Regions from separate parts of the Mus musculus genome. Here region 2 is linked to region 1. The links are chromatin loops, found by intact Hi-C in ENCODE. Cell type or tissue: gastrocnemius. All regions are shown on one strand.

Region 1 (5,000 bases):
ACACAGAGCACCATATAAGGTGTCTTATTGTTGTGGCAGGATATGGGACAAAAGCAACGTAAGGAAGGGTCTATTTCATTAACTCGTTGTTTTAAGGAAGAGTATTTTGTCTCACAATTTGAGCCAAACTCCTCATGGCTGAGGAAATCACAGCAGCTGGAGTGTGAGGCTGCTGTTCACGCGGCATCCACGGTCAGGGGATGAGGGATGAGGGAGGCTGCTGCTCAGCTTGCTTTTCCTTTTTCCTTCTGTCTTGAGAGCTAGCCTGTGGAATGGTGTCACCAACGTTCAGGGTAGGTCTTCCCTCTTCAGTAAAACTGCCAGGAATCATCCTTGTGCTCAGACCCAGAGTTTTGCTTCCCAGATGATTCTGAATCCAGTAAAGCTGGCAATAAAGGTTGACCATCATGTCTCTCTCTCACACACACGCCACAGATACTGTCCTCTTTCTGTAGGGTTTTAAGCTTGTGTCTCTACGTGCAAAATGTTGGCTTTCCTGTTCCCCAACTCTGAAAAGACTCAAGGTCTGAGGCTCCCATGATTGCTGTAATTTTACGGTGCTGGGTGAGCACCACAGATTTCCTTATTTTAATGTAATCTCCCTTAGGGAATGTCAGCAAGTCAGACCTCAGCACAGGTTTGGTATATCAGAGACATAGGCAAATGTTTGCAAAGGGTCCCAAGAGAGTAAGTGTCACCCTTGAGGGGATGGAAAAAAATGAAAATGAATGTTGGAGTTGAATGGTTACTGTCAGAGGGAAGCAGGACCTGGTCACATACAGTATGAAGCTATTAGATCGTGGCTGCTATGGGCAAGGGAATGGGCTTGTGGAGATAAAAGGACAGAAGAGAGGAGAAAGGCCTAAGGGGATGGCCTGGAGATACACCATTCCTGGGGTTCAGGCCCTTATTAACAACCAACATGGCCCTTCCTTCAAAGGGAGTCAGAGAGATTTTATTCTGGGTCACAAATGAGTTGCTGCGGTCTAGGAACTCAGATTCAGGTCATTCCTAGTGACAGCTACACTGTGGAAGTGGTCACATGAACTGCCTGATGACACTGCCAGCTTCTGGGTTCGTGGAAGCTTGCTGCCTGCTAAGCTTATGCATTCAGAAGGTTTTGACCGATAGATAATCAGAGGGTGTTGGGTACAATGCAAAAGATGGGGAAGACCTTTCTATCTCTGGATCTGCAATACTATGACTCTCAACAGTCATGAAGTTCTAATCACCTTTAGAATCTTTGACACTGGTCTGGCATTTCTAGGAAATTCTCCTCATGCCTCAAGCAATGTCCTGTAGGCCTGTCTCTGCCAGCTAGGGCCTCTGTGACCACAGCATGGACTTAGAAAGCCATTGTCAGGGGTAGAATTGATTTCCCACTCTTGGCACTAGGGACATCTTTGCTTTAGAGGGATCTGCCCTTTTTGGGTGAAGAGGAGAGGAGAGCAGTGTTTAGAAAATCTACTTAGTCTCGTGCGTAGTGGTGGCCGTATGACCTCTGTATGCCTTTAGTCAGAATTGCACAGGGTAGTATGGAGTCAGATGCCTGGTACATGAGTCTCTGCTTCATCCATCTAGCTTTCCTGACCAGTACACTGGGGATACTCACCATGTAAGATGTAGTATGTTCCCATCAGAGGTCTTGGAAGGGTGAGCCAAAGGTATGCCGGTAGTGCTCAGGAGAGCAGGCGTACTGCAATGTAATTTGGGGGTATGTGGTGAACCTGGGCTCTATAATCAGCTTTGGAAAATCGCCTTTCTCGATTTAGTTTAGACAGCAATAGAGCTGTCTAAACAGTTTGCTCTGAACGAGAAAGGAGATGAAGTTGAAAATGGCTAACTGCCCTGGAGCCTCTTCCTACCAAGTACCTGCTTCCAGCCCTGACTTTAGCCTTTTACTGGTTCTAGGGAGACTTCAGGAGACTGATCAACCCCATGTTGAGGAAGGGCTGTGGGGTGCCCTCTCTGGCTTCCCACAACTCTTCCTTTCCTGAGAGCCAGATTCCCCATCAGACCTCTGGTCAGTGTCTTCTCCTCTTGATTCTTTTGTCCTGCTGACACCCAGGCTTCTGTGGTTTTCTGGAATGATAAGCTCGGTCCAGGGAGTTTTAACCCATGTCATAACAGGGACAACTTAGCATCACATGTATCTTATGAAGCTGACATGAAGACGTGTGTTTTCTTTACTTTTATTTCCTTTTTAGTTTTTGTAGATTTTTTTCCTCCAAGACAGCAGGGCTTTTGGTTCGTTTTATTTTGTCCCTGGTTTCCTCCTTTGGGCCTTGGCTAGTGCCCAAGACCCTGGAGATAGCTTTGATGAAAACAAAGCAGCCCCCTAGATCATCCCTGAAGGGACTACATCTTGGCTAATCAGAGCTTGCTTTCCTATTCTTGCCTACTGTTCTTCAGAGCCTTCCAATGCACGCTCCTTCCTTCTCTGCTGTGATCCAGGCCCATAGGCTCTTGTTCATTCCTCTGCCCTAGTTTAGCTCTCTGGAAGGGGTTGTCTTTCAGCCAGATTGCTGAGATTCTAGAAGGCTCCAGGAGAAAGTCCAGCCTCTCCAGCTGGAGAGAAAGCAGGAGCCAAACTGGCTGGAGGCCTGGCAGGCTGGACTGATAAGAATGCAGCATCCCTTGGATAGCGCACAGGGAACATGCTGGCTACGTGACCCAGGGAGGGAGTCAGCAGCTGCTGGGAACAGCCATTGCTGTAGAGAAAGGGGCACATAGGGCCTGTGAGAAGAGACTCACACACACTAACATATACACACATTACACGGAAAGGGAAACTGAGGCCAGGGGGAAGGCACACAACTTGTCTTCAATTGAATTCCTATTGTAGCTGTTCTATTTCAGGCCCATCCTGCTGGCGAGTCAACAGCAGAGCTGCTTAAAATACCTGTCTGAAGCTGGGGCTTAGCTTCCCTTTGAGTGCAAAGCCAATTCCCTCTTCAGCCGTGTTACCAGACATGAAGCTCGTAGTGTATGAGCCCAGGAAGCCATCTGATCCCTCATCAGTACTTGTTCACGTGGGAGGGTGGTGGAGATGATTCGAGGCCCCCGTGCAGTCTTTATGACTGAGACAGCTCAGAGCAACGAGCCCACACTGACACCGAATATCTTTAACATATCTTATTTATAATCCTGTCTATATTCCTACATATAAAAGTCAATACCAATTATATAAAAGTTTAAACATATCACAAACTAACGAAAAGTGGGAAAGCCACCTAAAATCCTGTTAGAGAGATAATAAACTGATCTATATGCTTCTCAGTTGAAATAGGTAAATATTGGCAATTTTGTGTGTGTGTTTTCCCTACTATATTGATATATTTTCTTCCCAACATAGTCTGTTCCTTAAAAACTATATCTGAAATCATATTGTATGTATGAGTTTAAGCTTACCTTTAACCCACAAAACATAATAATGTAATCATTTCCCCATACAATTGCACAGTTTCTATAAACTCTTTAATAGTTACATAACTGTCATTTCGGAGCACCAAGGCCATTTCTACCATCTCTGGCTCCTTGTAAAATGTCCTAGGCTAAGAAAGAAAGAGCCTTGTGTTACGTGCTGCCATGGCCAGCAAGGGATGGGCTCAGCTCCCAGCCTGGGGTGGGGAGCTCTGGTGACAGCGTTTGCCAGAAGGCAGCTGGCCCTGTCTCTCCTCCGGACATGTGCTGAGTACAGGCAGAATGAAGTGGAAAATATGCATATGAGGCGGGGCAGAGTGAGGGGAAGGGCACACTCCCTCGCCAAGGACCAAATAGGGTCTAGGGGGGCCTCCTGCCCTAGTCTTCTCTTGCCCAGAAAAGATGACGCTAAATGCCCAGGCATTTCAGCTAGTAGCACATCTCTCATCACCATGGCAGCTAAGCTGAGAGAGCTGGAGAAGTTGGGTCCTTCCCAGAGTGCTCTCTGTGCTATGGGTTCCCCCAAGGTCATCTTGAGGGTCAGCACGAGCCCTGCTTGGTTCTGTGTGAATGAGACAGCATGCTTCTGGTAATGTCTGTTGCTCAGCAACTTTATTGGGGGAAAACAGATAAATACTATTTTCCTCAAAGGGCTGCTGTGAAACTTGATTGGGTTGTTGTTGTTGTTTTGATTTTTTGTTTTTTGTTTTCTTTTTGTTTGTTTTGTTTTGTTTTGTTTTTTGTTTTGTTTTGATACAAGGTCTCATTTAGCTCAGGCTGGTCTTGAACTCACTGTATACCTAAGGACTCGACTTTGAACTTCTGATCCCCCTGCCTCCACTTGCTCAGGGCTGGGATTACAAGCATGTACCAGCATGCCTAGGTTTTGCCATCCTAGGGATCACACCCAGAGCTTTGTGTATTCTAGGCAACTGCTCTGCCACCCAGGCCCCTTACATAGGCTCTGATATTGAAATTATCTGATACAGTTCTTGATACCTGGCCAGAACTCCCTCAGTTAATTTCATTTTCCCGAGAGCCCGGTCTTGTTACGTTGCCTACTCTGACACCAAACTTGGGTTTAAGCTATCCTCTTGCTTTAGCATCCTGGGCAGCTGGTAGCATAGGTAATGGCTTAACCTTAATACCTGATTCCTTACTTCCTCTCCACTCCTTTCAAACAAGCTGAGGTCAGTAAAGAAATAGCTATTGATCACATGGATGAAAATAATTGGCACTTGTTGAGCATTGTCAATCACTGCTCGTTCGCTCACTCATTCATTCAATCAGCAAGTGCTTAGCAGTGTGCCAGGCACTTTCTCCATGCTGGGAGGCAGTGGGGAAGAAATATAAGCCATCGTCCTCCTGGAGAATACACTGTAGAAGGGGAAGATAGATAGTCGACAGAAATGAACAGGAAGTACAGCAAGTGGAGATGGGTGGTCAGAGAAATCCAGGATGGGAAATGGCTGGTGAGGGACAGGCACAGTCTACTTTACTAAGGCATTTTTGGCTGTGATCAGGAACGGAGAGAGTGCTGTTCCTTCACTGACTAGGACTAAGTAATGGGAAGTGTG
Region 2 (5,000 bases), 110 kb before region 1:
AGGGGAACTGGGAAGTTGGACTACTTCAGCTTGAAGCTGAACTAGCTTGACCATGAAGGCTCATTCAGAGTTAGAAAAGTATCCAACCTCTCTGCTGCTTGGATTCCTCCACTGCTAAATAGTCATATCAATAATGTTGACATGAACTGGGGTGTAGCTCTGGGGCAGGGTAGGCTTAGCCCCAGGTCTGGGGAAGACCCTATTTTACAGAGATTGTAGGTGTACACCACCATGTTTGGCCCTAAAATCCTACTGCCTGACTACCTTAGGGTGTTACTAAAGCGATACCAGTACACTCAGTAGGGGCTGGGGGGGACATCACAGATATTGATAGTGCTTGTCCAACATGCATTATGTCCTGGTTTCAGTCGATGACACCACATGAGCTGAGATCACCACATGGCCTATGGTCCAAGAGTCCAGGAGGTAGATGAAGGAGGATCATATTTCAAGGTCAACCTTAGCTACATAGGGAATTCAAGGCCGGCTTGCTCTTCATGAGACCATGTCTCAAAAAACCAACCAACCAGCCAATCAACTAACCAACCAACCAACCAACCAACCAACCAACCAAAAAAACCAAACAGCAGTCAAATATAACATCACTATAGTGACATCTGCAATTGGGACTATTGGTTTGTGACTTAACAGTCATAGTGAGAGGCACCCTCCTTCAGATCTCTAACTCTGTGACAAGGGAGAAGCTACCCTAGGAGACTAGTGCATTTTTTCTGATGTACTTTTTAAAAAAAAATTATTTATTTACTTTATTTATATGAGTACACTGTAGCTGTCTTCAGACATACCAGAAGAGGGCATCAGATCCCATTACAGATGGTTGTGAGCCACCATGTGGTTGCTAGGAATTGAACTCAGGACTTTTGGAAGAGTAGTCAGTGCCCTTAACCGCTGAGCCATCTCTCCAGCCCCTGATGTACTTTATAAAAATTAATTTTTAGTTACTTTATAAAGAAATGGGTCTCATTATGACACACACAGGTAGATAGATGATAGGTGTGTGTGTGTGTATGTGTGTGTGTGTGCTTGGTTCCTATTTACTTGATATAATGTTTAAAGGTATCCATAACAGATAAAAAGAGCATTTTAAAGCAGTTACCTGAAAGATTCATAAGCATAAGCCTCTTACTCCATAGGATGATGACAAAAGATAAAATGTATTTTTTAAAGTTCATCTAACACAACTCAATTATTTATTTATTTATTTATTTATTTATTTATTTATTTATTTATTTTAGACAGGGTATCATGTGGCCCAGTCCAGCATCAAACTCACTATATCACCAAGGAATTGAGTTTATGATTCCCCTCCTCTCAAAAATGGGATTACAGGTGTGCACATCACAGAAGGTTTTATGTGGTATGGGGGATGGAACCAGGGCTTTGTACTCTACCATCTGAGTCACTCCCCTGCTCCCTAGCTGTTTGTTTGTTTGCTTGTTATTCGAGACAGGGTTTCTCTGTGTAGCCATGGCTGTCCTGGAACTCACACTGTAGACCAGGCTGGCCTCGAACTCAGAAATCTGCCTGCCTCTGCCTCCCGAGTGCTGGGATTAAAGGTGTGTGCCACCACTGCCTGGCTAGCTAAGGTTTTTAAAAGATGTGTGCCATATGATTGCATAGGGAAAAAAAGATTTCTAGATTCCAAGTTTCTCCTAATGAAGTATGTGCAGGAGTCATATGAGGGAAAGCTTGGGAATCTTGATAAAAAGATACACAAACAACTGTTGGGTAGTCAGTGGGAGTGGTGAGCACTTTGACCAGAGGAGATGGGGTAGGGGAATGTGGTAGTTTAAATGTGTTTAGCCCATAGGAAGTGGCACTTTTAGGAGGTGTGGCCTTGTTGGAGGAAGTGTGTCACTGTGTAGGTGGGCTTTGAGGTCATCTCTTAACGCTCAAGCTCCATGAAGTGTGGAAAAGGAGTCTCTTCCTGGCTGCCTTCAGATCAAGATGTAGAACTCTCAGCTCCTTCTCCAGCCCCAAATCTGCCTGGATGCCGCCATGCTTCCCATCATTTTGGTAATGGACTGAACCTCTGAAACGGTAAGCTAAGAGCTGCCTAGGTCACGGTGTCTCTTCATAGCAATAAAATCCTAACTAAGACAGGGATGCTGACAGAGGAACACAATTCCATGTTCTTAGAGAGTCAGAAGCAGAGCAGGTGGCCTGGGATGTGCCTATAGATACCCTAGATCCAGTTGTCCTCAAGGTTGGCTTGGGATAGAAGCCATCTTCTTCTCCCAGCAGAGAACTTGTCTCTATTCTCTCCCTCATCTTTTTGCCAGGCCTAGTGCTTTTCTGAGAGTGCCACCAAAGGTTGTTATTGATCAGGACAAGTTCTCACAACTCCAAACCAATCTCCTGGGTGGCTGGATCAGAGCAGATTAAGGTATTGGAGTTGACACTTCCTCTCCTGTCTGGCTGTGGCCCACAGACCATGATCTCTTCATGGGCTCTGGTTGGAATAGTGATGGTCTCGGAGTGGAGCCTTTCCCGGTAGGGTCTATATGCTATGATGCTGCCTACCTGTGTACAGCCACTGGGTGGTGCTGCTGCCCCTGTCTGCAAGCAGGAGGCCAATGCTAGAGCAGGTAGTTAAGGCTTTGTGCTTTGGGTGTGGTGGTATTCTTGGGATTCATTCTTGTCCCCTGCAAGTCTATCCAAGCAAGGGAGCCTTGAAATATGCTAGTCAGTCACCTAGCAGAGACTCAGGAATCCTATTGTTTGCTCTGTTGTTTGTAATACAGTGTGGGTAGTTGTAGGACTTTTTTGGCATGCCTTCAGTTTAAGAATCCATTTGAAGGAACTAGAGAAAGTACCCAAGGAGCTAAAGGGGTCTGCAACCCTATAAGAGGAACAACAATATGAACTAACCAGTACCCCCCCCCCCCAAGCTGTGTCTCTAGTTGCATATGTAGCAGAGGATGGCCTAGTCGGCCAAAAATGGGAGGAGAGGCCCTTGATCTTGCGAAGATCATATACCCCAGTACAGGGGAATGGCAGGGCCAGGAAGCAGGAGTGAGTGGGTTGGGGAGCAGAGCAGGGGGAGGGTATAGAGGATTTTCCAGAGAGCATTTGAAATGTAAATGAAGAAAATATCTAAGAAAAGAAAAAAAAAGAAAAAAAAAGAATCAATTTGTATATTGGCTGAGAATATAGTTTAATTGGCCAAATGTTTGCCTAGTGTTCAAGAGGTCAGTACTGCCTAAGTCAGATGTGACAGTGCCTGCCCATAATGCCCTCTGCCCACAAGAGAGTAAAAGCACATAGACATATGGTTTCTGCACCCGCCTCTTTGAGTTAACACACTTGGAACCTGGCTTGGGGGTGGTGTAGGAAAAGCCCCCGACGTTGGTGTTTTTCTCCCTCTCTTCGTCTCAGAGAGTTTATTTTGACTCTCAGTTTCTGTGGAGTCACTGTGTGCTTTCCTGGTCCCAGGCCTTTTCTTTAAACATTACAGTTTCTGTGCAAAAGGCAGATCGCCTGTACTGGGGATAAACCATTCCTTCCAGGCACAGAGGATGATCTTGGGAAGCCATACAAACCAGACCAATCTTGTCATGTTTGCCCTCAGCCTCCCTTACTTCTCTACCCAGATAGCCCCTTGTGCACATTGTACATTCACTGGTCAGATATTCGGTTGGAGCTGACTTTCCTGGTAGAGGCTCCTGCACAGGCAGAACTATACTAAGTACTGGTGTGTGTTTCTTCTGTGAGTCTGCCTCCCTCATGTCCCTTGCAGGGATCCCAAGAGCACTGAGGTGTAGTAGCTCTTAGGCTTGCTCACGCTTGCATGACTGAGGGCTGTGCCCCTTGACTTCCACTTGTGTCAGTTTGGAGCTAACCCGAATCGCTAGGCAGAGGCCCACGTGGAATCACATTTTATACAAGTTTGTGGTGATCTGTGCAAGCCCATGTCTCTCCTCAGTTTGTTTACCTTTTGTTGTTTGTTGTTCAAGTTGACGCAAATGATTCCATTTTGATTCTTGTGTCTTCCACGGTCCTTACTTTTGACCGAGATTTTTCTGTGGAAACATTTCTGTCCTCTGTCCTGTTGTGAGGGTCTGTTGTTCCTCTGTTGTACCTGTCCTGGGTAAAGTGGGTGGGTGAGGTTGTATGATTGATGGAGTCAGCACCAAATCCTCTTAGCCACACTGGATCAACAGCGTTCGGGAAGAGTGCTTCTCTGCTCAGCTCTTGAATGCTAAGGCAGCGTTATTTTGCCAGAAATTGTACTTTAGTTGATTTTTTTTTTTTAAGATTTATTTATTTATTATATGCAAGTACACTGTAGCTGTCTTCAGACACACCAGAAGAGGGAGTCAGATCTTGTTACGGATGGTTGTGAGCCACCATGTGGTTGCTGGGATTTGAACTCTGGACCTTTGGAAGAGCAGTCGGGCGCTCCTACCCACTGAGCCATCGCACCAGCCCCTTAGTTGATTTTTTTAAAAAACAGAAAACAGATGCAAAGATTAAAAAGGAAGATGCAAAATAAAAATAATTTTGATACCCACCCCCTGGCAATGGGCAAAGAGAATCCTTGCTGGTATTGGTGTTCTATCAGTCAGGAGCAGCGCAGATGGCAGTCCTTTGTGCATCCTAGCTTGATGCCTGGCTTGGTGGCAAAGCCGTTTTATGCTTAGGACTCATAAAAATCAAATCAAATCAAATCAAATCAAATCAAATCAAATCAAATCAAGTCAAGTCAAATCTAGGCAGTGAAGTGTGGGAGGAGGAAGATGGGCAGAGACCTTCATTCCACCATGCTACTCAGTGCAGGCAGGGAAAGACATCTACAGATCTGCCTTTTGCACCACATCTTTAGCAGGCCATAGACACACAGAGTCCTACTACCACCACACAGCACTGTATGGGAGGAAGAAGTCAGAGAGAGACCTGCCTGCAGACCACCATGCTACACACAGACCTGCCCTCCAGTGCAAGGCATAGGTGGGCAGAAGAGACCCACTTGTTAACAT

What was found. A loop is a pair of places that touch in the nucleus more often than their neighbours do. Peaks named below come from ENCODE experiments on the same cell type or tissue, not always from the same donor. Only the 100,000 strongest peaks of a DNase experiment are listed, where the experiment ranks them.
Region 2: a loop joins it to region 1, with 2.1 times the contacts of the local background. A loop is called at or near these places in 21 of 42 quality-filtered maps.

What each region holds. Positions count from the first base shown.
Region 1 is chr1:193,313,579-193,318,578 of GRCm38, forward strand. All of the region lies in intron 3 of Lamb3 (laminin, beta 3), which reads left to right. Among named protein-coding and RNA genes, the nearest start is that of Lamb3, 14 kb to the left of the region's middle. In gastrocnemius, no CTCF peak of the experiment used is centred here; DNase peaks (open chromatin) are centred at 1,984, 2,595 and 3,648; H3K27ac peaks cover 3,433 bases.
Region 2 is chr1:193,205,817-193,210,816 of GRCm38, forward strand. No RefSeq gene overlaps it. Among named protein-coding and RNA genes, the nearest start is that of Traf3ip3, 6.8 kb to the left of the region's middle. In gastrocnemius, a CTCF peak has its summit at 2,558 (motif pointing right); a DNase peak (open chromatin) is centred at 2,559.